Linked DNA regions of Mus musculus: region 2 is linked to region 1. Evidence: chromatin loops called from intact Hi-C (ENCODE). Cell type or tissue: heart. All regions are shown on one strand. Links, peaks and the distances in the headings refer to the core of each region. The heading gives the core; the rest is flanking DNA.

Region 1 (2,909 bases), core at 317-2,816:
CAACTGGAAACCCACCAAGGACCACCCCCAGAGCAACCCGGAAGGAAGTCTGCCCGTAGGCGGTCCTCTGCTGAGGCTAGGGCCGCCTGGAACAAGCCAGAAAAGGGGTAGAGGAAGGGGAAGCGCTTCTGGGAAAGAGTCAAGGGACCAGGTGGACGGCTCAACGGAGCTTTTGTCCCAGAGGGTTGAAGCTTAACAGCTACCGGAAAGCCCTGGGGATCAACAGGCTCATCCCCGCTCTTGGCACACAGTTCATGGCCTTGATTTATTAGGATGACGGGGCCTTTTCTTCCTTTATTTTTTGTTTACACTTATTTGTGTGTGTGTGAGCGCACGCGCGAGTGTGTGCCCCCTCGAATATTCCAGCAGGGTGATGGTGTGCTCTGCCACAGTGCTTTTTTGAAGGTTAGAGGACCACTTGTGGTTAGCAGGTTCTTTCCTCCATGTAGGTCCCAGGCATCAGGCTTGGCGCCAAGCATCGTTACCTACTGGGCCATCTCACTAGCCTGTGGGGTGTGTTTTACCCCAGAGGGCCCAATAGCAGAGTGAACGTGAGCTGGAAAAGGAAGGAGGGACCACGGACCGGACCATGAGGTAGGAAAGAATGTGCCCCGCTGGAGGCCTGGGCCAGGCCATGGCTCCCCAGTGCTGAGTGGTGACCTGTTTGCAAAACCCCTTAGCGAGTCGCAGGCCTGGGGCCCACGCGGTGTGAGGAGTGACCTCAGGACCTCATTTCTTGGCACTGCCCACAGTGCCACCTCTCAGAGCTTCAGCTAGCCCTCCTCAGCCCTCCGTGTAGGGTGTGTGCTCTCTGGCCCCACTCCTCGGCCCTCCCTGTAGAATGCGCGCTCCAGGGGCCCACCCACCCTGTTCCCTTCTCACTTGTCATTCCACTTCCCGGTCCACTCTACTTGTCCCCAGGGATTCCTGATGCGGATCAATTTCTGCAGGCTTCCTGAACTTTCAACCTGAAGGATCCAATGAAAGAAAGGAGAGAGGGACTAAGGGACATGCAGGCTTGGAGGGGCTTGGACACCCCCACTTCAGACAAGTGGGTGGAGGAGGATCATGGAAGCTGGAAGGGACTTAACCCTCAGATCACTGCTGGGCAGCTTTGGAAAATCATAACTAAACTCCAAGTACCCAGGAGCTCGCTCCCCAAGTTCCGGGGAAGCCAATGAAATAAGAATTAAAGCTCTCAGGAGCTGGCTCTAAAGACTGGGCCTTTAATCTTTGTTAGCAGCGGGAGACACCAACAGCCTGGCTAGCTGGCCTGGTGTCTGTGGTTGGGGTGTTAGAGCTAAACATCCGTTAACTAACTGTAACTGGTGGTACTTCTGTCACAGGCTCTCAGAGATGCGTTCTCCGTTGCTTATGATGTTGGGTGAAAAGGAAGATGCTGTTTGGGTTGTTGTTGTTGTTTGTTGTTTTGACAAGGTTTCATTGGGTTACCCTCCTGTCTAGGCTCCGAAGGCTGGGATGACAGGCCCACCATACCTGCAGCTTACTTGTAAATGGCTGGGGGAAAAAAACCCAGCCATTTATATGGAGACAGCATGTGCAGTAAAAGTTAGCCAAGTTAAAATACACATTTAAAAAATAATATTTTTAGAAAATCCTAGCCCTTGAGAAACAGAGGCTAGGATTTCAGGTGTGAGCCACCACGCCCCACGAACAATAATTTAAGAGTGTAAAATAGGAAGTTCTGAGTTTGGGTTTTGTTTTTAAAGCTGATCCAGAGAGTAAAAGAACGCCTGCAGCTGCCTCGGTGACCAGCAGAGGGCAGCGCGCGCCAGGCAGCTGCCGCCCTGGAGGCCCCACCCCGGACAGCCACGTGCTAGCAGGGGGCGTACCTCCTCGGCTCCGGTGACAGAGTACGCATGTCCTTTCACCAACTTCTGGTACGTAACGGCCTCAGAATCTGCAGCGCTGGTGATCTGCAAACACAAGGACAGTAGGTGGCAGCTGCTCCATCCCGGATACAAATGGCCCAGAAAGATGCACATGGCACCCGGGCCTAGTCTGGAAAACTCTGCGCATCCATCCTGCCACCTGGAGGAGCAACTTTTAGTTGCTGATCACCAGGGAGCAAGTTGGCGCATGCCCCCCCTCCCCCCAGATGAGTCACCTTCTAGACAAGGGTCTGTGGGAGGCCTAATGACAGACACCCAAGTGGCAACTGTAGCCAAGATGCTGTGATTCTGCAACCCCTACTCCGCCCAACTAAGTTGCACTGACAGCGACTTTTTAACTTCAGAATCCATGTATTGGGTTGCCAACTCCTTAAAGGCCCTCCTTTCCCATCCTTTGGGCACAGCTTGGGGAAACTCCTGGGGCCTGGACCAGCCTCACTTTCCATCTCCCTGGTGAGGTTTGTTTGCCTGCAAAGCTATTTTGAAGAAGCAGATCCTTCTGGTACTCCCTGGCGTCTTCTCCAGGACCCACCAGCACTGGGACAGAGTGAGGAGAGGTTGCAGGGCTGCTCAAACAACCCTGCAGGTGCCGGACAAGGTGTCAAGACCAGCAGAAGGGGGGTGGGGGGCTTTTTGTGACCTGCGGTCTGTGAGTGGAGTGATACAACACAGTTAGAATGGAAAGTGGGATGGGGATGAAGGTCTGGTGGCACTGTTACTGTATCAATGGCGCCCCTAGAGGACTATTGCCTGGTGACCCTGGGCAAGGGATGCACCCATGCCTTAAGGAGCTTCTGGGTGGCGGCGGACTTGAGTGCTTGCGGAGGGTGATGGAGACTTACATCGATAGAGCAGCCAAGCAGAGAACCTTTCTCCAAAGCCTTCTGGATGATCTTGAACAAGTTGGGAGGAGGCTTCCTCAGCTCATACCACTCAGCAATGCCTCCTGTGAAGTCTTCAAAGCCTTCCGTGGTGGCACCCCCTGAGAGTGCTTCA
Region 2 (2,909 bases), core at 187-2,686, 110 kb before region 1:
ACAAACTGTTACTTTCGATGTTACTTTACACAGACATGCTGGTCTAAATGAATGGCAAAAGAAGAAAACCACATCTCTGAACTCTTGCTACAAACTGCTTATTTTAATGACAGATAGCTGAAGGATGGTCCTCCGAGTCAGCGGAAAGGGGAGTCAGAATCGAAAGCAAAATCAGGCAAGGGTGAGCGGCATTGTCACCCAGAAGTTCTTTCTCAGAGAGACTTCCCTACTCTTTTGAATGTCTTGTTAATGTCACACTGGGACTTGTCACATGGAAGTCTGATAGGTCTGATAGGTCTCTCCATGGGAGACCCCAATTACAATTCTGTGGGGAAAAAATATATCTGAATTTAAATGCTGCTATTTAATCATCCAAACCATTCCGAAGGCTAATCAAGAAGACTCGCGGGTGAGCGGTGTTCTGGAATGAACTTCTCGCCAATGAAACGTACTGCGCATTTGCCTTTGTGCTGAACAGCTCATTGCCACTGTTTAATAGTGTAGCATATTGCTGTATTTTTGCAAAAGAATTTGAGAAGGTACTGGAGCGAGGGGATGATTCTCACTAATGACCAAAGCTGTTTGGTGTGAAATAGAGATGTGTGTGCATGCACATGTGAGCGTGTATAGGTGTGCATGTCCATGAGTGCATCTGTGGAGGCCACGGCCAAAGAGCATCCTCTTCTATCATTGTATACTATTTTCTGAGACATGCCCTTCAGTGGACAGGAGCTCACCGATTGGCTAGACTGGCTGACGACAAAGAGCGCCAAGATTCTTCCTGTCTCTGTCTCCTGATGCTGGGATTTCAGGCACACACCACCACAGTCAGCTTCGGTTTTGAACTCAGGTCTTCATGCTGTGAAGAAAGCATTGTACCCAGAGAACGCTCCCCTATCCTCTCTCTAAGCGACAAATATTGATCATTTACTCACATACAGTAATGCCATATTCTGCACATAACATTTTCAGGGAGCTATAGAGAGAAATTATATTGATGGCGAAAGACAGCCTGACCGAGGACCCTGGCAATGATGATGGGGAAGTAACAGAGTTTGTAGGAGATATTTATGGCCAACCCAGGGCCACTTAAGATGCTTTTGTGTGCAAGAGGAGCTGACCAAATTAAAGAGCCTGTTTATAGTCCATACACGAAGCCACAGAATCATCTGACATGTCGTTTTCCCATTTAGCCACTAGGTGGCCTTTAATGCTTTTAAGTTTTGCACAGGGGGACAAGTCCATTGGGGACTTGGATGGTCTGTCCTGGGCACCTCAGGTGGTGCATCAAAAATCAATCCTACCGTAAGTATTCTTCACTCTGCCAGGAACGACCCATTTCAGAGCCCATCTGGTCCTCCTCGCTACGCTATCATGCCTGCCAGATGGACAGACTTCCCGTTGGGAATTTAAACAACCGTTTGCACAAACCTAATGAGGGCTGAATATAAGCGCTACTGCTCAGGTTCATTTTCTGCCTTCAATAAGCTCTCTTGAGTAGATTATAAAGCTGCGATACGTCTAATACTTAATGTTCTGGTTGAAATAGAATGTTACACCTCATGTTAGAATTACCACAGTCAGTACAGCTTTATTTTAGAAAATAATGTTTCAATGTACTTCATGTTATGCTGGGTCTGTAAAGAGCACCAATAAGAACATTGTATTTCAAAGGAAAATTAGAGGGTCAAAGAATGATTTCATAGTTCCTGTCTTACATGCCTGTTATCAAAATGCTTTTTGATCAGCACCTTTGCCTGGAAGCTCTAAACCTCGATTGAGGGAGCTGTTGGGGGCTGGCTGGCTAGCTTAGCTGGCAAAGGCATCACCACCAAGCCTGATGACCTGAGTTCATTTCCCAGGAGCCACAAGATGGATAGGGAGAACAGACTCCTGCAAGTTGTCCTCTGACCACACCTGAGCCATGGCCCCTGCTCCCACAGTAAAATGTAGTAACAAAGACGCCGTCGGTGTGGGATCTCCCTGCAGCTGTCGGCGTGGGATCTCCTGCCCCGGAAAGTGTTCCTCAAGCCAACACTTTTTCTTTTTGTTTTAAATTGATTCTCTTTTGCTTAGCATGCAGACTATCGAGCATCACTCTGACCCTTTCCTTATGTCTGCAGCCCTATGTTTTGCTGATCTCCACCCCGCAATGAAGTCTTCTATTTCTTCCCTCCTGCTTGCTTTTTCCTGTAAAATGATTCCGTATGTGAACTTGTTCCTCCCAGGAGGGCAGCTTGTATTTTCAGATTATATTTTAATGTATTTCTGTAGAAGTACAAACCTGCACAGAGGCAGGATATCGATTATGGAGGAGGAAGCGGCACATCTTCTAAGGGACTGTGAACCTGCAGCCTCTTTCTCTTCCTCTCTCCTGCATTCTGGCTATGAGGAGAGTTGCTTTCTCTACCACAGTTTGCCCACTATCACGTACTTATGTCTCTGCTAGTCCAAAGGCAGCACAGCCCACCAGTAACGGAAGCCTCCACGCTTGAGGGCCAGATTTCCCTTCTCTCTTTTCTTTGGCTACCTAGGTATTTACTGCAGCTTAGAGTGACAGAAAGCTGGCTCACACTGGGTACCAATCAGAGCACCAGCTTTTAGCAGCTTCCCCCGACCCCCAACAGGGTTTCTCTGTGTAGCCCTGGCTGTCCTGGAACTCACTCTGTAGACCAGGCTGGTCTTGAACTCAGAAATCTGCCTGCCTCTGCCTCCAAAGTGCTGGGATTGAAGGCGTGCGCCACCACTGCCTGGCTTTTAGCAGCTTTTATGACATGCTAAGTTATATTTTTCATCCTTATTTTTTTTAATTTTAAAAATGTCTACTTAAAACCTTAAGTTGCATTTTTCTTCTGGAGCAGCTATTTTAAAAGTAAATAATTGCCGGACAGTCTCGAGAAAACAAAAAC

Evidence for each region. A loop is a pair of places that touch in the nucleus more often than their neighbours do. Peaks named below come from ENCODE experiments on the same cell type or tissue, not always from the same donor. Only the 100,000 strongest peaks of a DNase experiment are listed, where the experiment ranks them.
Region 2: it touches region 1 in a loop (7-fold over the local background); 8 of 42 quality-filtered maps call a loop at or near these places.

The regions. Positions count from the first base shown.
Region 1 is chr1:182,488,112-182,491,020 of GRCm38, forward strand. It overlaps Capn2 (calpain 2), which reads right to left. Exons shown (of 21, transcript NM_009794.4): 5 at 2,756-2,909; 6 at 1,854-1,937; 7 at 883-968. LOC108167751 (a long non-coding RNA gene) reads left to right here. Exons shown (of 2, transcript XR_003948412.1): 1 at 1-594; 2 at 1,731-2,909. Among named protein-coding and RNA genes, the nearest start is that of Capn2, 28 kb to the right of the region's middle. In heart, for the core only: CTCF peaks have their summits at 1,793 (motif pointing right), 2,023 (motif pointing left) and 2,674; a DNase peak (open chromatin) is centred at 1,890; H3K4me3 peaks cover 652 bases; H3K27ac peaks cover 640 bases.
Region 2 is chr1:182,375,172-182,378,080 of GRCm38, forward strand. No RefSeq gene overlaps it. Among named protein-coding and RNA genes, the nearest start is that of Trp53bp2, 33 kb to the right of the region's middle. In heart, for the core only: a CTCF peak has its summit at 1,196 (motif pointing right); no DNase peak of the experiment used is centred there.